Regions from separate parts of the Homo sapiens genome. Here all the other regions are linked to region 5. A link is a contact called in ENCODE Hi-C or POLR2A ChIA-PET data. All regions are on one chromosome and are shown on one strand. The core of a region is the stretch at or near the end of the contact, and the rest is flanking DNA. Distances in the headings are between cores, read along the strand shown. Region 1 holds the start of ICAM1 (intercellular adhesion molecule 1). Region 2 holds the start of FDX2-ZGLP1 (FDX2-ZGLP1 readthrough). Region 3 holds the start of PPAN-P2RY11 (PPAN-P2RY11 readthrough). Region 4 holds the start of DNMT1 (DNA methyltransferase 1). Region 5 holds the start of SMARCA4 (SWI/SNF related BAF chromatin remodeling complex subunit ATPase 4). Region 6 holds the start of RAVER1 (ribonucleoprotein, PTB binding 1). Region 7 holds the start of ZNF627 (zinc finger protein 627).

Region 1 (2,969 bases), core at 232-2,731, 690 kb before region 5:
CCGGGGCAAGAGCTCAGTGGAACCCGCCCGAGGAAGAACCCGTGGCGCAGGATTTTCCCAGGCCTTCTGAGGACCAGGGGCGTCCCCCGTCCCACCCTGTGACTTTGCTCAGGCCGTTCCGGGGCGGGAATTCAGAACTCCTCAGCCCCCCAAGAAAAAAATATCCCCGTGGAAATTCCTTGGGAATGACCGAGGCGGGGGAAATATGCGTCTCTGGATGGCCAGTGACTCGCAGCCCCCTTCCCCGATAGGAAGGGCCTGCGCGTCCGGGGACCCTTCGCTTCCCCTTCTGCTGCGCGACCTCCCTGGCCCCTCGGAGATCTCCATGGCGACGCCGCGCGCGCCCCACAACAGGAAAGCCTTAGGCGGCGCGGCTTGGTGCTCGGAGACTTAAGAGTACCCAGCCTCGACGTGGTGGATGTCGAGTCTTGGGGTCACACGCACAGGCGGTGGCCAAGCAAACACCCGCTCATATTTAGTGCATGAGCCTGGGTTCGAGTTGCCGGAGCCTCGCGCGTAGGGCAGGGGTTCGAGCGCCCCTTCTCCCTGCCTCGCCTCTGCGCCTGGGGGCTGCTGCCTCAGTTTCCCAGCGACAGGCAGGGATTTCGAGCGTCCCCCTCCCCTCCCTCGTCAAGATCCAAGCTAGCTGCCTCAGTTTCCCCGCGGAGCCTGGGACGCCAGCGGAGGGGCTCGGCGCGTAGGGATCACGCAGCTTCCTTCCTTTTTCTGGGAGCTGTAAAGACGCCTCCGCGGCCAAGGCCGAAAGGGGAAGCGAGGAGGCCGCCGGGGTGAGTGCCCTCGGGTGTAGAGAGAGGACGCCGATTTCCCCGGACGTGGTGAGACCGCGCTTCGTCACTCCCACGGTTAGCGGTCGCCGGGAGGTGCCTGGCTCTGCTCTGGCCGCTTCTCGAGAAATGCCCGTGTCAGCTAGGTGTGGACGTGACCTAGGGGGAGGGGCATCCCTCAGTGGAGGGAGCCCGGGGAGGATTCCTGGGCCCCCACCCAGGCAGGGGGCTCATCCACTCGATTAAAGAGGCCTGCGTAAGCTGGAGAGGGAGGACTTGAGTTCGGACCCCCTCGCAGCCTGGAGTCTCAGTTTACCGCTTTGTGAAATGGACACAATAACAGTCTCCACTCTCCGGGGAAGTTGGCAGTATTTAAAAGTACTTAATAAACCGCTTAGCGCGGTGTAGACCGTGATTCAAGCTTAGCCTGGCCGGGAAACGGGAGGCGTGGAGGCCGGGAGCAGCCCCCGGGGTCATCGCCCTGCCACCGCCGCCCGATTGCTTTAGCTTGGAAATTCCGGAGCTGAAGCGGCCAGCGAGGGAGGATGACCCTCTCGGCCCGGGCACCCTGTCAGTCCGGAAATAACTGCAGCATTTGTTCCGGAGGGGAAGGCGCGAGGTTTCCGGGAAAGCAGCACCGCCCCTTGGCCCCCAGGTGGCTAGCGCTATAAAGGATCACGCGCCCCAGTCGACGCTGAGCTCCTCTGCTACTCAGAGTTGCAACCTCAGCCTCGCTATGGCTCCCAGCAGCCCCCGGCCCGCGCTGCCCGCACTCCTGGTCCTGCTCGGGGCTCTGTTCCCAGGTGAGTCGGGGTGGGGATTGCCGTCGGGCCAGTTCTCCGAAGCCCCGGGAGGACCGGCTCCCGGGTCAGGTCATGCATGCTTAGGTAGCTGTTTATGGGAAGGAGGGGCTAGAGACAGCGATTGAAAGGCAACAGCCAGTAGGTTCGAATCCAGACCCTGCATACCTCCACGTGTGGCCTTGGGCTATAGATTGCAGCTTTAAAAAAGGGTAGGGGGTTGGAGATGGAGGGGAGGGGCGGGCCTCGTTTTGTTGCCCAGGCCGGTCTTGAACTCCGGGGGTCTAGCCTTACCTCCTGCCTCAGCCTCCCGAGTAGCTGGGATGAGAGGTGTGAACCACCGCCTTGCTTGGCTAGATTGCGTCTCTTACAGTTTCTCAGCTGTAAAACGGGAAACGTTATAGCGGCCACCTGGCAGGGTATCTTGGCCCAGCGCAGCACCTGGCCCCAGGACTCGATCATGATGGTTTGGGAACTTGGCTCTGTGCCAACCCAACAAGGCTTAAGGGACCCCCACCCCCCTCAAGATGTATATTCTGTTCCTCATCCTCTCTGCCCCTGGGGAAGTCCAGGGCTGCTTCTACTTGGGGGAATTCCAGAGCTGACTTATCCGTGGCCCAAAGCTGAGAAGTGGGACGCCCCAGCACACCCTCCCCCAGCTCCAGCCCAGCTAGGGAAGAGGGAAGGGGTCAGAGGGTCTTTCATGGTGGTGTAAGTTTGGGGAACCAGGAGGGTGGGAGATTGACAGCTTGGTTAACAGCTCAACAAAGCCTGAGATCCAGGCCAGCACGGTAGTTCATGCCAGTAATCCCAACACTTTAGGAGCCCCAGGCGGGCGAATCACTTAAGGTCAGGAGTTTGAGACCAGCCTGGCCAACATGGCAACATCCCGTCTCTACTAAAAATACAAAAATTAGCTGGCATGGTGGTGGGCGCCTGTGATCCCAGCTGCTCGGGAGGCTGAGGGAGGAAAATCCCTTAAGCCCACGAGGCTGAGGTTGCAGTGAACCAAGATTGTGCCACTGCACTCCAGCCTGGGAGACATAGCGAGATTCTGTCTCAAAAAACAAAGCGTTCTGATCCGGACTCAGACCCAGATCGCACTGCTTTCTAGCTGAGTAACCATTTCTCTCTATGAAATGGGAATGGTCCCAGAATCTCCCTTGGAGAATGTATGGAGCCAGTGTCCTCACACCCCCATCCAAGATAGAACAAATCTGAGACAGGAATCTTTGAGTGAGGCAGTGCTGGGCTCAGACATTTTTTCCCACCTTCGGAGGCAGCAGAATCTGAGGGACCTGATCCAAATAAGCCCCTTCTTTCTTTCTTTTCTTTTCTTTTTTTTTTTTTTTTTTTTTTGAGACGGAGTCTCACTCTGTCGCCC
Region 2 (2,969 bases), core at 193-2,692, 650 kb before region 5:
AAAAAAAAAGTGAGAAGTGCTATATATCATATCACACTGATAAGACAGAGTAACTAGGGCATGGGTACTTCAGCTGGGCTGAGGGGAATGGGATTGTTAGGGACATGACATTTACACTGAGGTCTGAAGGATGAGAAAGAGCCAGAATGTTTGCTGGGAAAGCACTTCAGACAGAGGGAACAGCAAATGTAAAGGCCCCGAAGCAGGAATGAGCTTGGTTGTTTGAGGAACCACAAGAAAGCCAGTGTGGGCTGGGCGCGGTGGCTCATGCCTGTAATCCCAGCATTTTGGGAGGCTGAGGCGGGTGGATCACCTTTCAGGAGTTTGAGACCAGCCTGGCCAATGTGGTGAAACCCCGTCTCTACTAAAAATACAAAAATTAGCTGGGCTTGGTGGTGGGCGCCTGTAATCCCAGCTAGTCTGGAGGCTGGGGCAGGAGAAACGCTTGAACCCGGGAGGTGGAGGTTGCAGTGAGCTGAGGTGCAGTAAGCCATTGCACTCCAGCCTGGGCAACAAGAGTGAAACTCCATCTCAAAACAACAACAACAAAAAGAAAGCCAATGTGGCTAGAATACAGGGAGGAAGGGGGAAGAGAACACAAAATCCTGGGAGCCAGGAGTCCTAGTGATCTCTAATAAATGCTTAACAAATAAGAGCTTGGCAACAGATGAGGCCATGGTGAGGGGTTTGGATTTTAGTCCATATTTGGTGGGAAAAAGACGTGAAGAGACACACCTAATTTGTGGGTTTTTTTTTTTTTTTTTTTGGACAAATGTATAAGGACCTCCTTAATTCCCTCTGCCCGGTTCCTACCTTCCAGGTCCACCCCGTGGCGCTGGGCCAGGTGAAGAACATTGTCCCCGACTCTGCCACTCACTGGGATCCGCTGGCCTGAGCGGTCTACGAACACCACGTTCACCCTGGGGACAGATGGAAGTGCGAATGCCGAACTGGATGATGGGCTCAGGGCCCGGGTAGAATCTAGGGTTAGGAAGTAGGAATTGAGGCTTGACGCACAGGTACTGAATAGGGCAAAGCAGAAGGGGGACCTCGAGATGAAGCTACAGGGCAAGATGGGGACCAGAGGAATTCCGTGGGATGAGGAATGGGGGACTTGGCCCCCTGCACTCACACGTCCCCGGGCCGCTCCGGGCCGCCCGCGTCCTCCTCTCCAGCCGGGCGCGAGCCTGGAAAACACGGTTCGGTGAGCGGCTGCGCCGAGCCCCGCCCCGCCGGCATCTGACGGATTAACGCTGCCCGCCCCGGGCGCCCCAGGTACCTGTCGCTTGAAACTTTCTGGTTGTCCCCAGCGCCACCCCCTCCCCCGACCCGGAAGTGCCCCCAGGTCTGTTCCACCAGGTGCCCCTGGCAGCCTGCAGTAGAACCCTGGCACTCACGCCTCCCCGGGCCATGGAGGCGGCCATGACATGCATCACGTGACTCACCGACTGAGCATGCGCCGCGCCAGGGAGGCGAGGGAAAGCCCATAATCAATGGAACATAAGCGCAGATGTTTGCTTAGGGCCTGCGGTGACCAGGTGGGAAGAGCAGGGCGGAATCCATCTCAGGTAAACCCGCGGGGCCATCCCAGACCTCCCACTCAAGCCCACTGTTTGTCCCAAGAACCAGCCAACTCTGATTTCTTTAAAACCATTTACTTACAAACTTTAATTCAGCAAAGGTCCGTGTGGGGAGACTGGGGTGGGGTCGGGGGAATAGTCCCCTTGGAGTGGATGTGGACCCCCAGAGTCAAGGGAGGGAAGCTGGTGGCCCAGTTGGCTGGGGGCAAGGCCCAGGGTCACCTCAGGTCGACAGGTCCTGCTGGTGGGCGGGCCCAGAGTTTATCTTCATGGAGTGCTGGTTTCTGGCACTGGGCTGGAAGGAGGCCAGCTCCAGGGATCTGGCCGGGGGTGGGCAGGCAGAATTCAAGAATTCATCTTCAACAAGCGAGTGACAGCAGAGGCTCCGGGAGATGGGCACAATGTCCGACTCCCACAGACAGACAGCAGGGGACTGGCAGAGAAAGCCCATCTCTGCACGGAGGCCCGGGTAGGAGGGGGTGGTGGGGCCGGTTCGCCAAGATGAAGGCTTTCCCCTTCTACTGTCCCCAGGGTGGAGATCCTGGGTAGGGTGGCCCAATCCCTAGGCCAGAGCTGTTTGGTCCATAGTCAAGCTCCCAGAGCTTGGCATCTGTGGCTCTGGCCAGCAGGGCCTGGGGCCCAGCTTTTAAGGCATCAGAAGGGGAGGGGGCTGCGGCAGGGACCCCGGGCCCCACGGCTGGGGTATAGGCCAGATGGGCAGGCAGGGGCAGGAGACAGCCATGCCTGCAGCAAATGTGGGAAAAACAGCTGTTTCAAACCGCAAGGTGTGGAATGGTGGCCCGGACAGGCCGGGCCTTGAAGGAATCAGAGCTGGGGGCTGTCCGGGGTGGTTTGAAAAATAAAACTTAGAAAAGGAAACAGAAGTCAGTTGTCAAAGTTAAAAAAAAAGGAGACAGTCTCTGTATCTTCACGGGAGGTCAGGGAAACCTCCAAGGCACTCGAAAGGCCAAAATTACAGGAGCAATGAGGCAGGAGGGCTCCGGAGAGACGGGCACAGCGGAGGAGGAGATGGGGGGAGGGAGGGAGAGCAGGCCGGGGCCCCTCTCTCTTAAGGCTGCAGGGTTTCAGCGTGGGGAGCAAGCCAGAGACATAATGAGGCCTCCAGACTCCCCCACACCCCTTGGGCTCCTGGGGCTCCGGCTGATTGGTCAGTAAAGTCTTTCAGAGATTTTTCTATTACCGAAAGAGAGAAAATGGTTTAAAAAAAACACAAAACAAAACATCAGAAAACCCAAAAGCGATTTGGTGCAGGCCCTTGAGTTATCTCTGGTGCCAGCCACTTAGAAAATCCTCTTCCGCTTCAGGTAGGAGTCCGCGTAGTGGCCGCCGAGGCCCTGGGAGTGCTGGCCCACATAGCTGCCTTCTGGG
Region 3 (2,778 bases), core at 189-2,688, 850 kb before region 5:
CTCGGTCACATTTTCACACAAGTCAAATCACACGAGGACGGAACTGGGGGAAGTAACCATGCAGTCATTTCCCAGGGGTACAAAGAAACTCACATAGAGCCCCACAGAGCCCAGGCCCAGGGTCTGAGACCTGTCCAAAGGCCCCACCGACGACCAGCCACACGCCGGGAGAGTCACCTCCTTCCCCTGGTCTGCACCATCCTGAGCTCCCGAGTAACTCGAGTGGACTCCAGGGTTGAAAAAGGAAATGGTCGTCCCAGATCTGAGAGAGGCTGCCAGGCTGGGCTCTGGGCCTGGGTTGGGGCCCCCACACTGGGCCCCTCGGCCCCCCACCCTCAGCCCCCTCTGGCTTCCCCATTGGCAGTAGAGAGGGAGGGAACTTCATAAGTCACAGAGAGGGGCTGAAGAATACAGAGAGTCAGACAGATGGAGATGGGAGAGGCATAGGGAGATGGGAGAGACATAGGGAGATGGCAGAGAAAGGGAGAGACGGGGAGATGGGGAGAGACAGAGAGAGATGGGAAGATGGGGAGAGACCACAGGGAGGCAGATGAGAAGAAAGAAACAGGGATGGGGCCAGACACAGAGAAAGGAAACTTCTTTAGTTTCCATCTTCAGTTATAAATGATGAAAGAGACAACTGATGACAGAGACAAAGTTACAAGAGGGAGAAAGAGACAGGGGGAAGACGAGGGGGAGGGGAGACACATCTGGGGGAGAGGAGGAAGAATTGGGGTGCCAGAGAGAGCAAGGAGGGAGAGGAGGCCGATGGGGGAGGAGAGAGTAATGTTCAGCCCAGTGAGGGGGTGTCCCTTTCCCCCACTGCAAGGTTTTGGGGAAGAAGCCAGAGGCCTGAGGCCAAGACTGAGGCTTTGAGCGGAAAGAAGGAGGGGGCGAGTTATTCACGAAACGCCCGCCTTGCCCTGAGTTTCCAGAAGGTGATGTGGAGTTTCCATCCCTCAGCCTGTCTGCAGACAGGGGTACCCGGGGAGGACAGCTGGCCCAGAGGAGTTGCGAGACTAAAGTGAATGATTGCCACAGTCATTCCCTCCGGTGGCTTCTCCCCAAGTACTTGGCGCCAGAGCGCCCAACATTGTGCATACATGGTCGCTCCTAATTCGTGGGCCCGGGGGACATTATCAGCCTTACTTTGGGATATTTTAGGAGCCTCGGAATGCAGAAAGTGGTTTTAGCCCAGCTGGAGGAAATGGGCCGAAGCGGGATTCGAACCGGCGGATTCGTTTCTCTGCAGCCCGGAGCCGCGTAGCCCCGCCCCGGTCTCCCTAGAAACAGGCACCCGTGTCTCCATAGCAACCGCTCCATCTGATTGCCCCTCCCCGCTCCCAGAGGCCACCTAGTGCGCAGGCCCGCCTGATGTCGTCCCACGCCGTGCCGGCTCTCAGGCGCCGGAAGTGAGCTGCGCAGCGCCGGAAGCGGCGGACGCAGGAGGCCTCGTGGAGGACACAGCAGCATGGGACAGTCAGGGAGGGTAAGGCCCGGCAGCTTGGGAGGCAGGTGGCGCAGGTGGGGTCCCGGCCGAGGTCGCGGCGCTGACCCTTTGTCTCTCGTCGCCGCAGTCCCGGCACCAGAAGCGCGCCCGCGCCCAGGCGCAGCTCCGCAACCTCGAGGCCTATGCCGCGAACCCGCACTCGTTCGTGTTCACGCGAGGCTGCACGGGTCGCAACATCCGGCAGCTCAGCCTGGACGTGCGGCGGGTCATGGAGCCGCTCACTGCCAGCCGTCTGCAGGTTTGTACCCCACCCCCAGCCCGCCTCCACCCACCCTCGGCCTAGTCTTCGTAGCTGCAGTAATGGCTCCCGCTGTAAAACTGTGGGAGGACTTAAGTCTCCCCAGCTGGAAAAAAAGACCCTCATGGGGAGCATCATTTCTGCCTTTCAGGGCTTTTGCTGGGCTGGAGTGAGGGCGCGCAGCTTGGGAGATAGATAGTCGCCTAAGCCTGACAGTTAAGACTGGAATCTGGAGCCGGGCGTGGTGGCTCATGCCTGTATTCCCAGCATTTGGGGATGCTGATGCGGGAGGATCACTTGAGCCCAGGAATTCGAGACCAGCCTGAGCAGCATGGTGAAACCCCGTCTTTACAAAAAATAGAAAAATTAGTCGGATATGGTGTTGCGTGCCTGTAGTCCCGGCTACTCGGGAGGCTGAGGTGGGAGGATTCCTTGAGCCCAGGAAATTAAGGCTGTAGTGAATCGGGATCGTGCCACTTCACTCCAGTCTGGGCGACCGGAGGAGACCGTGTTAGAAAAAAAAAGACTAGAATCTGGAGGCAGCAAAGCAGGGTTGGAAACTGACTTCTCCCCAGTATCTGATGCAAGTTACTTAACCTCTCTGGGCCTGAGTTCGCTCATTTGTCAATGGGAAGATGCGCTGTGAGCAAGAGACAGAGTTAGAACTCAAATCTGCGTCCGACTGACTCTAAAGGCTAAGATCCTTTTGCTCCTCTGGGCTTGTTGAAAGGGTCAGATGCAAGACAGACCATAACAGGATCTGCACCGTCAGCTTATAGTTGTCACAACAAGGGATAAGCTATGTTTTCTTTTTTTCTTTTTGTCATTTCCAGGTTCGTAAGAAGAACTCGCTGAAGGACTGCGTGGCAGTGGCTGGGCCCCTCGGGGTCACACACTTTCTGATCCTGAGCAAAACAGAGACCAATGTCTACTTTGTGAGTAGACGCCCTCACCCTTCATCTCCCCCAGACCCCCCCTTCCCCTATCTCTCATGATGAACACATATGCCTCTGAGCTGCTGTGATTTCTG
Region 4 (3,134 bases), core at 204-2,703, 770 kb before region 5:
ACCACAGGCGCACGGCACTACTCCAGGCTAATTTTTGTATTTTTAGTAGACATGGGGTTTTGCCTTGTTGCCCAGGCTGGTCTCAAACTCCTGGCTCAAGAGATTCGTCCGCCACTGCCTCCCAAATTGCTGGGATTACAGGCATAAGCCACAGCACCCAGCCTTCAAAAAAAAAAAAAAAAAGAAAAGAAAAAAAGCGGGGGTTGAACCAAATATCCATCCCTCCCCAAAGACCCAAATCAGAACCGGACTGGCCCAACCAGGTCAGTTAACAAGCCTAAGGAAATAGAAAAATGGCAAAGAGTGCTTTCACAAATCCAGCTGGAAGTGTCCACGCCTGGTGAGGGTTCCTCTGACTCACGCACACCTCACTTGAACAAGTTTTCAGGAATGAACTGATGGCGTTCATGAACAAGGGGCTGGGACCAGTGCTCCCACTGATCCTTGTGCACGGAAGTTGGACAGAGGCATGAACTGCTAAAGCCAGGGCCTCCAACATTAGACACACACTAAAGAACACACCCATGAACACACACAAACACACACGAAAGTGTAGCCAGTTCTCATTAGCAAGACTTCCCTGATGCCCACGGCTCACAGGCACAGATTTACAGGAAAAGACCAACCATGCAGCCTTCACGCTTCCCGGGCCCTGCGCTGCAATGCACGGTTAAAGTTCCTGCCAAAACATGGACTTTCCCAAGGAGCAAGAACCACACAGTCCCAACTGACAGAATGAGTACCCCACGGAAGGCTGGGCTCTCGAACATGAGCCAGCCCAGCCCAGGCCCCGACGGGTGACATCCGTCTCTGGAGGCCGCCATCGAGATGCACAGCTTTGGGGGAAAGGCACTGAGGGACCCCCCACCACAGAAGCGCCCCCGGGGACCGGGCCGGACACCGGAAGTGGAGGCCGAAGTGCCGGTGCCCGAGGGGTGTCCGTTGGCCGCGGGCTGCCCACTTCCTGTGCGACCAAGCTGGAGTCAAGAGCCCGGCCCACCGCTGCTTGAAGAAGGGGACCCCGGAAACGAACCCAAAGCTTGCTGTATTTGGGGATCAAAAGAGAACCCCCACCCCGCCTAGTTTCTAGCCACCAGGGAGCTACGGGGGAATCCACGGTCCATTTTGGCGCCAAACAGCCCGGGCACGCGCGACCGGAAGTGCCACCCTGCCCGCGCCAACTGCCGCTGCGCGCCGCACCACCCCACGCATGCGCGCCCGTCTGTCAGCAGCGGCCACCGGCCACCCCGAGGGGAAGCGACCCCCCACCCAGCGCCCTGCCTGTCCCCCTGAGTCCGTGTTCCCCCCCATGGTACCTACCGCCTGCGGACATCGTCGGGCAGCGAGATGGCCGGGACGGCCAGTGTGGGCACCCGGGCTGGGGCGGTACGCGCCGGCATCTCGGAGGCTTCAGCAGACGCGGCGGCGGCAGCGCAGGCGCCCCGGCTTTTCGCGCGGAAACCGATGGGGAGGGGCGATGAGCGGAGGCGGCGTCTACCACCCCAGTCCGGGCGTGGGGGAGGAGGGGATGTACCAAACGGAGAGAGGCGATACCCTGTGCAGAAGGATGGAACGGAGCCGGCCATGCCCAGGGAACACGCATGCGCAAGGCGGGCACACACCCCCCCCACGCGGAGCAGTGGGCTCGTCCAAGCTCCACGGTTTGCTGGGAGGTGGGCACGGTGCCCGAGGCATTCATTCATTCATTCTTTCAGGTGTGATGGGGATAAAGCAGCGAGAAGCCCCCAAGGGTTTGTGAGAGCCCTTGAGTAAAGTCCTCAGTTCCAATCCAACCTCCATCTATTTGCTGGCTATACGACCTTAGGTGGGTCACTACGGCTCAGCCTCTGTGTCCTCATCTGTAAAACGGGGTAATTGCACCTACTCTAGAAAATCTTGAGTATACACAGAATTTGTAGCTAGTACCAAGAATCTCACAGTGTATAGAGGCCCATGCCACTTCTATACCCAGTGTGTGGGGGGTTTTTTGTTGCCTTTTTTAAGCACCACGTGGCTCACGCCTGTCATCCCAGCACTTTGGGAGGCCAGGGTGGGAGGATCGCTTGAGCCCAGGAGTTTTAGACCAGCCTAGGTAACATAGAGAAACTGCATCTCAAAAAAAAAAAAAAAGAAAGAAAGAAAGAAAGAAAAAAAGAAAAACAAAAATTAGCTAGTCGTTGTGGCATGTGCCCATAGTCCAAACTACTCCAGAGGTTGAGGCAGGAAGATCACTTGAACCGGAGAGGCAGAGGTTGCAGTGAGCCATGATTGTACCACTACATTCCAGCCTGGGAGACAGAGCAAGACCTTGTCTCAAAAAAATAAAAATAAAAAGTAAGAATAAATTAAGAAGCACCATGTCAGGCGCAGTGGCTCACGCCTGTAATCCCAGTGCTTTGAGAGGCCCAGGTGGGAGGATCGCTTGAGGTTAGGAGTTCAAGACCAGCCTGAGCAACATAGGGATACCCCATCTCTACAAAAAATACAAAGATTTGCTGGGCATGGTGACACACACCTGTAATCCTAGCTACTTGGGAGGCTGAGGTGGGAGGATGGCTTGAACCCTGGCAGTGTAGGCTGCAATGAGCCATGATTGGGCCACTGGACTCCTGCCTGGGCGACAGGGTAAGACCCTGCCTCACTCTGTCACCCCGGCTGGCGTGCAGTGGTGAGATCTTGGCTCACTGCAACCTCTGCCTCCCAGGTTCAAGCGATTCTCATGCCTCAGCCTCCCTAGTAGGCTGGGATTACAGGCGTACTCCACCACGCCTGGCTAATTTTTGTATCTTCGGTGGTAGAGACAGGGTTTCACCATGTTGGCCAGGCTAGTCTGGGACTCCTAGCCTCAAGCAGTCCACTTGCCTCAGCCTCCCAAAGTGCTGGGATTATAGGCCTAAGCCACCGTAACCAGCCAGAATTTTTTTTTTTTTTAAAGCACCAGAACATGGGGGAAAGATTGTGTCTTTAACAAATGGTGCTGAGAAAACTGTATAACCACATACAAAAGAATGAAGTTGGACCCTTACCTTACACCATATACAAAAACACAAAACTTATTAAAGATTAAACATAAGACCTGAAACTATAGTGCTCCTAGAAGAAAACATGGGGAAAAGCTTCATGACAATGGATTT
Region 5 (2,972 bases), core at 70-2,569:
GCCAAGAGGCTCAGGGCCTTCACTCTCGGAGGAAGGTTTCTCTCTTTCACCACCAGCCTGTATGCATTCAAACGTGTTCTTTGCAACGACGACTTCCGTGGCTGCCCTATTTAAAATGTCCATGATCCTCCCAGTGTTCACCTCACACTGTACTATTTATTTTTTTTGAGACGGAATTTCACTCTTGTTGCCCAGGCTGGAGTGCAATAGTACGATCTCGGCTCACTACAATCTCCACCTCCTGGGCTCAAGCGATTCTCCTGCCTCAGCCTCCCGAGTAGCTGTGACTACAGGCGTGTGCCACCACGCCCGGCTAATTTTTTGTATTTTTAGTAAAGACGGGGTTTCACCGTGTTAGCCAGGATAGTCTCATCTCCTGACCTCATGATCCACCAGCCTAGGCCTCCCTAAGTGCTGGGATTACAGGCATGAGCTACCGCGCCCGGCTAATTTTTGTATTTTTAATAGAGACGGGTTTCACCATGGTGGTCAGGCTCGTTTCTAACTCCCGACCTCAGGTGATCCGGCCGCCTCGGCCTCCCAAAGTGCTGGATTACAGGCGTGAGCCACCAAGTCCGGCCTCTCATACTGCACTATTTTGCTTATTAATCTTGCTTCTTGTCCTCCTTCCCCACTAGACCGAGGGCTCCACGGCGGCTGGGACACAGTAGCAGATCAATAAATATTTGCTAAGCTAATTAATGGCACTTGGGAAGTTTTGCAGAGAAGGCGGCCACGGTCGGGCCCCGCCTTGCCTCCCCAAATAGGCCTCGCCGCCCCAGGTCAGGGATCAAAGCGGTTCCCAGGCGCGCCCTTGGCCCGCGGGAAACCACTGCCCGGTCTTGGTCCAGGCGGCCCGTCCTACGGTCCAGGGTTCCTATTTCCGAGCCTCAGGGACCTCCTTTCCCCACGGACCCCACGGCCACCGGGATCCCATTCTCCAGTTGCCCCATCGTCACCGCGGCCGCCGCCACCGCCGCCGCAGTGGCGTCCGCTCTGCGCATGCTCCGGGGCGTCAAGACGCGAGGCGTGCAGAAGGCGAAGCGTGCGCAGGCGCGGGGCCATCGCGGCCCGAGTGGGGCGGTGCATCGGACGCGCGTGCTTCCTCCGGGCCACGCCCACCCCCGTCCGCCCAGGGACGGGCGCGCACGCGCGCCGGGAGCGGAAGGGCGGGCTGGCGCGCGCACGAGGCCGGGCAGGCGGCGGAAGCTGGAGAGGCCGCCGCGGTGCTGAGGGGGAGGGGAGCCGGCGAGCGCGCGCGCAGCGGGGGCGCGGGTGGCGCGCGTGTGTGTGAAGGGGGGGCGGTGGCCGAGGCGGGCGGGCGCGCGCGCGAGGCTTCCCCTCGTTTGGCGGCGGCGGCGGCTTCTTTGTTTCGTGAAGAGAAGCGAGACGCCCATTCTGCCCCCGGCCCCGCGCGGAGGGGCGGGGGAGGCGCCGGGAAGTCGACGGCGCCGGCGGCTCCTGGTAAGGAACGCGGGCCGCGGGGGCAGCGCGGCGCGGGGCCGGGGAGGGCGGTTTGAATGGAGCCGGGGCGCCGAGGGGGGAGGGGGCTGCCGGCGCGCCCTGTGCGGGGCCGGGGTACGGCGGCGCCCGAGGGTCAAGAAGCCCAGCCGGCAGCCGCGCGCGTGGGGAAGGCCACAGTGTCGCGAGGCCGTGGCAGCGGCGGCCCCCGCGGAGCGGCGGGGTGGGTGGGGGGCCCGGGCCGCGTGGAGGCCGCGCGATCCTCTCCGCGCGCGCTCTCGCCGGGGTCGCCGGACAAAGCTCGCCCCCCTCGCCCGGCACCCCTACAGTCGCCCTCCCAATTACAGCGGCTGCAACAATAGGCAGGCGTTGGGGCTTTTCTGGCTGCGTGGTAACGGGTCCGACCCGAATGTTGCGTTTTTGGCGAAGCTGCGATCGGGGCTCAGCCAAACCTCCAGATATGTCCGGCGTCGGCCGGACACGGGCATTAGCGGTCCCCTTGGGCTAGCCGACCTCAAATTGTCTTAAAAACGTGTCATTCCAGATTTTCAAGGAAAGGTAAAGGACTCCCCCGATGCCTTGCAGTTAGTGACTTCAAAATGTTTGCCCGAATTGGGGTTGGGGATGGGGTCGGCGGCAAGTAGGGGAGCACGGAGGAAATCCTTTGCTGTGTAAAAGCATTGCTTTTCTTTTGCATCCTTTTTTCTCCTTCCCAATTGGTTTTTCAGATTAAGGCTTTTATTTTCAACGTGGACCTTTTGGGCGAGTGTTTTGTCCCGATCTTGAAGATACCAGTCTTGATTTTTTTTTTTTTTTTTTTTGGTCAGTGACTCCTTGGGGAAAGTAGCAAGGGAATAAGCGGAAAAGCCGCTTCGCAGGAATTTGAAGCAAGTTTTCAGTTTGGATTGATAGGCTGCATTCAAGCTTGATTCCTGGTGCTGTCAGTCACTTAGCACACTGTCACTTTAGGGAAGTGGCTTAACCTCTCTGAACCTCTTAGTTTTCCTCCTTTGTGAAAGCTCCTTTGTGAAAGGGGGTAATCTCCCAAATGGAATTGGTGAAAGCCTGTAAAATGGTTCCTCGCAAGCGGGAAGCACTATTGTAATTGTCTGGTCCAATCTCCCTCATTGTTCAGCAGATAACTTCTTGAGGCCCTACTAAGTGTTGGATGGTCGGGGGTTGGATCCTGGAGCCTCTGCAGTCTTGGAGGGGAGCGGGTGGTAAATGTGGGAACAAACTCTCTTGGCCTATCGTTTATTGCTCTGAACCTGCACTGTGAGAGGGACACAGCGGACAGGCAGGGGATCGGTGGTAGCCAGAGATCACGGGGGCTGCTTGGAAGAGGGGGCCTCAAAATCAGGGAGGGTGTGTAGGATTGTATTTTGTTTTTGAGGCAGAGTCTTGCCTGTCGCCCAGGCTGGAGTTCAGAGTCCCAATCTCCGCTCACTGTAACCTCCGCCTCCTGGGTTCAAGCGATTCTCCTGCCTCAGCCTCCTGAGTAGCTGGGACTA
Region 6 (2,806 bases), core at 307-2,806, 630 kb before region 5:
GCCCTCTTCCAAGCCAGCTCATTTATTTTTCTTTTTTTTAGAGATAGTGTCTTGTTCTGTCACCTAGGCTAGAGTGTAGTAGCACAATCATAGCTCACTGCAGCCTCAACCTCCTAGGCTCAAGTGATCCTCCCACCTCAGCCTCCTGCGTAGCTGGGACTACAGGCACGCACCACCATGCCTGGCTAATTTTTAAAAATTTTTTGTAGAGATGAGGGTTTCACTATACCGCCCAGGCTAGTCTCGAACCCTTGGGCTCAATACAGCCTCTTGCCTCAGCCTCTCAAAGTGCTGGGATTAAAGGGATGAGCCACCATGCCCAGCCTCTCAAGCCAGCTTTGAAGGCAAAGTGCTGGCGCCTGCTGGGACCAGACACACTGTGCATCTTGCAGGAGAGACAATGTGTTCCCAGCTGAGAGACTGCAGACACTGAGAGGAAGACCCAGAAAGAAACCTGACCATCCTTAATGATCCCTGTCCCGATCTGTCCCCAAATTCAGCCCCTCCCAACATCCCTGGGGTTCCACTAGCCACGTGCCCACCCGGTGTGCTGGTGGGCCGGAGAGCAGGGAATCTCAGCAGCAGGAAGCGAGAACCTATTTCACCGCCATAGGGCAGGGCAGTATAGATGCCATTTCCCTGGGTCCAAAGAGCATTGGGAAGCGCTGCCCCATGCTGGCCCCATGAGAAGGGCACTCCTAGCAGGAAGATTAGCCACGAGGGGCTCCATAGAACACAGGCCTCGCTTCCTTCCTGTAGGTCTGTAGGCTGGTGGCAGAAGACCCCATTTTCCCAAATTAATCCTGAGGTTTTGGGGGCTGAGACCCAGGGGCTGCTGTTAACTTCCGGATTTATCTCTGAGAGCAGTGAATAAACGCGTGATATGGAGGGGCGTACTCTCCGCAGTCCTGAAACTTCTGGATGTGAGGTCCCGCCACCCTGTGGTAGAGTGGGTGGAGAAAAGCATCATCCAAGCAGGGGGCAACTGGTGGTCCAATGTACCAGCCCATTCACAATTCCCCAACAGGACCAAAGCTGTCCGCCCCCTTCCATTCCCCGCCCGCTTCCATCACTTGGTGTCGCCCAAGCCTGTGGTCGCCCCTAGCAACGCCCTCCCTCACTTCGCAGTCGGTTTCCCCTTTCATCATCGCCCCCCCACGTCCCGCTCTTGGTCTCTCCCGATCCCGCGTGGATCCGGTGCTTGGGCGCCCCCGCCAACGACCCCCGCGCACCTCAGCGTTGGTGTCGCCCGGTTCCCCCCGCGCACGCGCACCGTGGTATTTCCCGCCACGCTCCTACACCGCCCCCCCCAATACCTGGTTGGTCACGTCCCCCGGGAGGCCCCGGATCAGTATCTTGCGGCGGTTACGGAACTGGCGCTCGGTGTGTTCCAGGCGTTTCCGGATCTCTTCTGGATCTAGAGGCGGCAGCTCTTCTTCCGGCGCCCGGCGCTCCGCGGCATCGCCGGCTTCGACTTCGGCCCCAGACTTAGGGCTCAGCGGGGGCCGGTGAGTAACGGACACGTCCGCCGCCATCTTGGGAAACCCGGCGCCTTCTGGGACCAGCGAGCCGGGGCGGAGCGGCATAGAGCGGCAACGAGGGCGCGCCCGTCGATTGGCTGGGAGAAACCCCACCTCCTTCCCGCCCCCCTTGCCCCGTTGGCTAAGCCCCAGCCCACCTCTCAAGAGTTCAAGCTGCGTCTGCGCGCCACAGGCCCCGCCCCCTTCCGTCGCAGCGACGCTACTCAGTGGATGTGCACCTGGGTGGGAGAGACTTGCAGCGCGGGTGGAATCAAACCACAGATTAGGGAGTTTGAAGGCTTTATTGGTGCGGAATCTGAGGGCACAGCCAAGCCCCCGCCAACTTTGATCCCGGATCCCAGCGTCACTCAGCTCTGGACGGTTCTTCCCCCATTGCTTCTGTCGGCTGCATAGACGTGAGGGGCAGATAGGTGCTCTCCTCCCTAACATGGTAACTGCCGCTCCGTTGGTGCTCCCTGAAGACGTACATTAAGGCCAGTACGATAGTCACCACGCCCAGGGTCAGTAACACCGCCACGAAGACGGGGACAAAGTGGGAGCTCCCAGCTGTGCAGAGAAAGCGCTAAGTCAATATGCGTCCCTTCTGTCTCCAACCCCCCCGCCCCCCGGCTTACCGGTCCAGACCCGCAGCCCCGTGTTAGCTCACCCTCAATGTCCATCACCACGACCAGGGTGTATTTGCCTCGTGAGCTGGACGCTTGGCACTGATAAGTACCATTATGTGTTACGTTGACGAAGAACGGGATCCCCACCGGCACCTCCCGGCTGGAGCCTTCCTTCAAACACCGCAGCTCGGGGTACGGGTTGCCCCTGGCTTGGCACTGCAGGACGTGTCTCGTTTTATCTTTCCATTTCAAGTGCTGGGGGCATGTGGCTCGGTCAATTTTGGGACCATCTGTGGAACCACCATGTGTGATCAGACACCCAACACACCCGAGGCACAGTGGTGCAGAGGAGCGTCTAATCTTTCCAGGGCAGGGGTGGAGGGATTAAAGGTCAGGGTGACCGACTCACACAGGACTCGCAGCTGGACGCTACTGTTCCTGTGCAAGAACTCGCCGTCCACCTCGAGAGTGGCACTGCAGAAGAAGCTGCGTCCGTCGTCACTCTCGGTAGCATTTAGCTGAAGTTGAGCTGGCTGCCCCGGGGCCGCGGCCGGAACTCCGTCCAGCGTGACCTGGACTCGAGCCCCAGCCATGCAACTCACGGTCACTGTGGACCCCTCATGGGCGGTGGGCTCGCTGAGGTTCACAATGGGTCCTAGG
Region 7 (3,217 bases), core at 238-2,737, 640 kb after region 5:
CCTAATTTTGTATTTTTAGTAGAGATGGGGTTTCTCCATGTTCCGAACTCCCGACCTCAGGTGATCCGCCTGCCTCGGCCTCCCAAAGTGCTAGATTACAGGCGTGCTCCATCGCACCCAGCCCAACCTGCCTTTTAATACTAATACATTACTTTGGGTCTCATCCCACATCACTTCATCAGAGAGCATCCTTCCTCTCACCTCAGTTATTTCTACTTTTTTTTCCACGTATAGATGTTTTTTCAGGGACCGGAGGGTATGGGAGGAAGCCTTGGCACGCCTCATCCCAAATGCCCGTTTCCCGGAACATCAGGCCCTTCCTCCTCTTCCTGTCCTCCCTGGCCTAGCCTGGGCTCCCTCCCGTTCTGAGGCAAGGCGATTGCTCCATGTCACAGTGAGTGTGGAGTTCCCTGCACATACTGGTGACCTTGTGTCCGGAAGGAATTAGAAGGAAGAGCTCATGGAGTGCCAGAAGAAGACAGTGCCTACTCTGGCAAGCTAGAAGCAAGCTCTGCATTAAATGCAAATATTGGCCGGGCACGGTGGCTCACATTTGTAATCCCAGCACCTGGGGAGGCCTAGGCAGGAGGATCACTTGAGCCCAGGAATTCACGACCAGCCTGGTCAACATAGTGAGACCCCATCTAACCCACCCCACCCCCGTCACACACACAGCACCAACAACAAAATAAAATTAGCAGAGTGTGGTGGGGCGTGACTTTGGTCCCAGCTACTAGGGAGGCTGAGGCAGGAGGATCGTTTGAGCCCGGGAGATTGGGGCTGGAGTGAGCCGAGATCATGCCACTGCAGTCCAGCCTGGGTGACAGAGCAAGACCCTGAAAGAAAAAAAAGAAAGGAGGGAGGGAGGGAGGATGGAAGGAAGGAAGGAAGGAAGGAAGGAAGGAAGGAAGGAAGGAAGGAAACCAAAACAAGGCCACGCGTGGTGGCTCACGCCTGTAATCCCAGCACTTTGGGAGGCTGAGGTGGGCGTATCACTTGAGGTCAGGAGTTAGAGACCAGCCTCGGTAACATGGCGAAACCCCGTCTCTACGAAAAATACAAAAATTAGCCAGGCGTGGTGGCGGGTGCCTGTAATTCAGCTACTCGGGAGGCTGAGGCACGAGAATCGCTTGAACCCGGGAGGCAGAGATTGCAGTGAGCTGAGATCGCGCCACTGCACTCCAGCCTGGGCGACAAAAGCGAAACTCCGTCTCAAAAAAAAAAAAAAAAAAAAACCAAAACAAACCCTCAAATATCCCTCGGGCTGGGTGCAGGGAGGAAACTCGGCCTGAGAGGCGCAGTGGCTAGAACCAGTCAACACTGCTACGCACAGCCACGTTTCCATGGCTTCCTACGTCACTCAGGCCTTAGGGGGCGGGGTATGTCACCCTATCCAATCAGGGGCGCTGGGGCGGGGCCCTGCCAACTGTCCATTCAGATGGGCCCGGGAGAGGAGGGCAGGGCCTGCGCCTCCCTACGGAGCCTTTGTTTCTGGCGACCGTCCCCACCCGGGCTCGCGTCTCCGTTTCTCCGAGAGGCCCAAGGTGTCTCCGCCGCAGCCTCTGTCGCGCCGTGACCTGTACAGGTCGCGGGAGTCGTAGGGAGGACGCCGGGACACCTGGAAGCCGAGAAATGGTGCGTGTGAGGGGTCAGGCGTCCCCAGACCTGGGGGAGGGGCTGGTTGGAACCGGCCGGAACCGGCTGTGGAGGGACCTAGGCCTCCCTGCGGCGACTCCGGGGTCTGGGACCCGAGTTCCCTCGGCCGCAAGGTGGGGCTGGGCCAGGAGCTGGGACCCCGGTCGTCCTGTCCCGTCCCTGCGCGACGCCTGCGGCCCCGCAGCCCCGCGTCTCCCCACATGGTGCGGGGGCCGCGGGAGGGTCATGGGGGTATCCCTCCTCGGATGTGGTTCGTGTTGCAGGAGCTGCGGTCTGTGGCCGCCCCCCACAGTCCCGCCTTTCTCCCGTTAAAAATTTAGAGTTTATTTGAGCAAACAGCGGCTCATCGATGGAGAAGCTCCCGGTCGTGGTTTGTGGCTTGGGGATCCGTTGGAGGGAATGGAAGGAAAGGCTGTAAGGTGCAGGAGGAAGCGAACCAAATTCAGTACTTGGTTGGTGACAGTTATGCAGTCGCCTTATTTGCTCTATCTAGGTGGACATTTTCTGCTTATGTAGTCAGAGGTGGATTGGTGGTTGTGGTTTATTAACCCTAAATTTTATTTCCTTATAAACTGGTAATTTATAAGAATTTCATTTGAGGCTGGAGCGCGGTGGCTCACGCCTGTAATCGCAGCGCTTTTGGAGGCCAAGACAGGAGGATCGCTTGGGCCCAGGAGTTGAAGATCAGCCTCGCAATATAGCGAGACCCCATCTCTGTTAATTTTTTTTAAATGAACATATTCAGACTGAGACCAAAAAACTACTACAAATTTTTAAAATATAAAATCAAATAAAAGAATTTCATTCGACTTAGATTTCTGTTTCCTTGGGTAGGAAACCAGGACACCATAGCCACAGCCCTCTAATTGTCTCCAAATTAATTATTTTAACACTCCCCAGGGGGACAGGGTCCCAAATCCTTGACCTTGTTCCCCTAGCCTGACTCCTCTGGCGCTTGCAAATAATTCTTGATACCACTTCTTTCACCATATTCCCAAAAGGTAACTCCAGTCACGACATTATCAACTCTTTGTCCTTTATTGCACATTTCAAACTAATTAATTTGTATTATTTTTTCAAGGAGCAATCGATTGGTCTTTTAAAAATATTTGCTTTCTGTTTCTGAACATTTCACAGGAGAGGAAAGCAGAGAATACATGTATGAGACCCTGCTGTGAAAAAACCTTTGTGCCTCTTCTCCTTTTCTCTCTCCTAGGCACAGGGATGTTCTCAGAATGTCTTTTGGTTGGCCTGGTGCCATGGCTCATGTCTGTAATCCCAACACTTTGGGAGGCCAAGGCGGGAGGATCACCTGAGGCCAGGAGTTTGAGACCAGCCTGAGCAACATAGTGAGACCCGGACCCTAAAATAAAAAAAACAAAAAACAGTGTCTTTGGGTTGGGGTTCCCCTTTGGAAACTTTAAACTGTGATATGTCTTCAGAGCATCCTCCTTTCCTGGTCCTGGGCTTCAGGGCTGTTTGGGCTGACACAGGATGCCCACAGCAGCCAGATCTGTTGAAGGGTCTGGTATCAGCCTGCTCCCACTGGACAGCCTGAAGT

The links. Hi-C counts contacts between places; a loop is a spot of excess contacts on that map. ChIA-PET counts read pairs that join two places held with the same protein, here RNA polymerase II (POLR2A). Pooled maps may share reads with other maps.
Region 1: a pooled map shows a loop between it and region 5 (4-fold over the local background). The contact joins the promoter of ICAM1 here to the promoter of SMARCA4 in region 5. A Hi-C loop is called at or near these places in 2 of 50 pooled maps. POLR2A ChIA-PET finds 5 or more read pairs at or near these places in 2 of 52 experiments (HEK293 and activated CD4-positive, alpha-beta T cell).
Region 2: a pooled map shows a loop between it and region 5 (1.9-fold over the local background). The contact joins the promoter of FDX2-ZGLP1 here to the promoter of SMARCA4 in region 5. A Hi-C loop is called at or near these places in 1 of 50 pooled maps. POLR2A ChIA-PET finds 5 or more read pairs at or near these places in 3 of 52 experiments (OCI-LY7, activated CD4-positive, alpha-beta T cell and naive thymus-derived CD8-positive, alpha-beta T cell).
Region 3: a loop to region 5 is called in a pooled map, with 5 times the contacts of the local background. The contact joins the promoter of PPAN-P2RY11 here to the promoter of SMARCA4 in region 5. A Hi-C loop is called at or near these places in 1 of 168 maps with a recorded cell type or tissue (CD8-positive, alpha-beta T cell), 1 of 37 single-sample maps with no recorded cell type and 7 of 50 pooled maps.
Region 4: a pooled map shows a loop between it and region 5 (5-fold over the local background). The contact joins the promoter of DNMT1 here to the promoter of SMARCA4 in region 5. A Hi-C loop is called at or near these places in 4 of 50 pooled maps. POLR2A ChIA-PET finds 5 or more read pairs at or near these places in 2 of 52 experiments (H1 and activated T-cell).
Region 6: a map of CD8-positive, alpha-beta T cell shows a loop between it and region 5 (14-fold over the local background). The contact joins the promoter of RAVER1 here to the promoter of SMARCA4 in region 5. A Hi-C loop is called at or near these places in 2 of 168 maps with a recorded cell type or tissue (CD8-positive, alpha-beta T cell and naive thymus-derived CD4-positive, alpha-beta T cell) and 8 of 50 pooled maps. POLR2A ChIA-PET finds 5 or more read pairs at or near these places in 2 of 52 experiments (HEK293T and naive thymus-derived CD8-positive, alpha-beta T cell).
Region 7: a pooled map shows a loop between it and region 5 (7-fold over the local background). The contact joins the promoter of ZNF627 here to the promoter of SMARCA4 in region 5. A Hi-C loop is called at or near these places in 1 of 37 single-sample maps with no recorded cell type and 7 of 50 pooled maps. POLR2A ChIA-PET finds 5 or more read pairs at or near these places in 2 of 52 experiments (GM12878 and activated CD8-positive, alpha-beta memory T cell).

What each region holds. Positions count from the first base shown.
Region 1 is chr19:10,269,639-10,272,607 of GRCh38, forward strand. ICAM1 (intercellular adhesion molecule 1) reads left to right here and starts at 1,482. Exons shown (of 7, transcript NM_000201.3): 1 at 1,482-1,588. The coding sequence starts at 1,522. All of the region lies in intron 1 of LIMASI (lncRNA inflammatory and mucous response associated, antisense to ICAM1), which reads right to left. RefSeq lists enhancers at 1,044-1,133, 2,044-2,283.
Region 2 is chr19:10,314,573-10,317,541 of GRCh38, forward strand. It overlaps FDX2-ZGLP1 (FDX2-ZGLP1 readthrough), which reads right to left and starts at 1,443. Exons shown (of 9, transcript NR_176052.1): 1 at 1,280-1,443; 2 at 1,133-1,187; 3 at 814-981. It overlaps FDX2 (ferredoxin 2), which reads right to left and starts at 1,443. Exons shown (of 5, transcript NM_001397406.1): 1 at 1,280-1,443; 2 at 1,133-1,187; 3 at 814-920. The coding sequence starts at 1,424. It overlaps RAVER1 (ribonucleoprotein, PTB binding 1), which reads right to left. Exons shown (of 13, transcript NM_133452.3): 13 at 1,640-2,969. The coding sequence ends at 2,882. RefSeq lists silencers at 1,078-1,197, 2,331-2,522.
Region 3 is chr19:10,104,924-10,107,701 of GRCh38, forward strand. PPAN-P2RY11 (PPAN-P2RY11 readthrough) reads left to right here and starts at 1,439. Exons shown (of 13, transcript NM_001198690.2): 1 at 1,439-1,489; 2 at 1,578-1,748; 3 at 2,582-2,683. The coding sequence starts at 1,472. It overlaps PPAN (peter pan homolog), which reads left to right and starts at 1,439. Exons shown (of 12, transcript NM_020230.7): 1 at 1,439-1,489; 2 at 1,578-1,748; 3 at 2,582-2,683. The coding sequence starts at 1,472. It overlaps SNORD105 (small nucleolar RNA, C/D box 105), which reads left to right and starts at 2,728; the gene lies at 2,728-2,778. It also overlaps a transcript of ANGPTL6 not described here. RefSeq lists enhancers at 1,076-1,719, 1,316-1,365 and a silencer at 1,586-1,635.
Region 4 is chr19:10,193,500-10,196,633 of GRCh38, forward strand. It overlaps DNMT1 (DNA methyltransferase 1), which reads right to left and starts at 1,454. Exons shown (of 41, transcript NM_001130823.3): 1 at 1,321-1,454. The coding sequence starts at 1,400. RefSeq lists a silencer at 1,158-1,397 and an enhancer at 1,658-1,887.
Region 5 is chr19:10,959,711-10,962,682 of GRCh38, forward strand. It overlaps SMARCA4 (SWI/SNF related BAF chromatin remodeling complex subunit ATPase 4), which reads left to right and starts at 1,320. Exons shown (of 35, transcript NM_003072.5): 1 at 1,320-1,464. RefSeq lists silencers at 1,048-1,467, 1,518-1,577, 1,628-1,687.
Region 6 is chr19:10,331,973-10,334,778 of GRCh38, forward strand. It overlaps RAVER1 (ribonucleoprotein, PTB binding 1), which reads right to left and starts at 1,557. Exons shown (of 13, transcript NM_133452.3): 1 at 1,317-1,557. The coding sequence starts at 1,535. ICAM3 (intercellular adhesion molecule 3) reads right to left here. Exons shown (of 7, transcript NM_002162.5): 5 at 2,556-2,806; 6 at 2,188-2,436; 7 at 1,804-2,087. The coding sequence ends at 1,885. RefSeq lists enhancers at 34-950, 951-1,867, 1,358-1,577, 1,818-1,957, 2,582-2,806 and a silencer at 962-1,185.
Region 7 is chr19:11,595,996-11,599,212 of GRCh38, forward strand. It overlaps ZNF627 (zinc finger protein 627), which reads left to right and starts at 1,488. Exons shown (of 4, transcript NM_145295.4): 1 at 1,488-1,635. The coding sequence starts at 1,633. RefSeq lists silencers at 1,273-1,402, 1,743-1,882 and enhancers at 1,427-2,425, 1,513-1,592.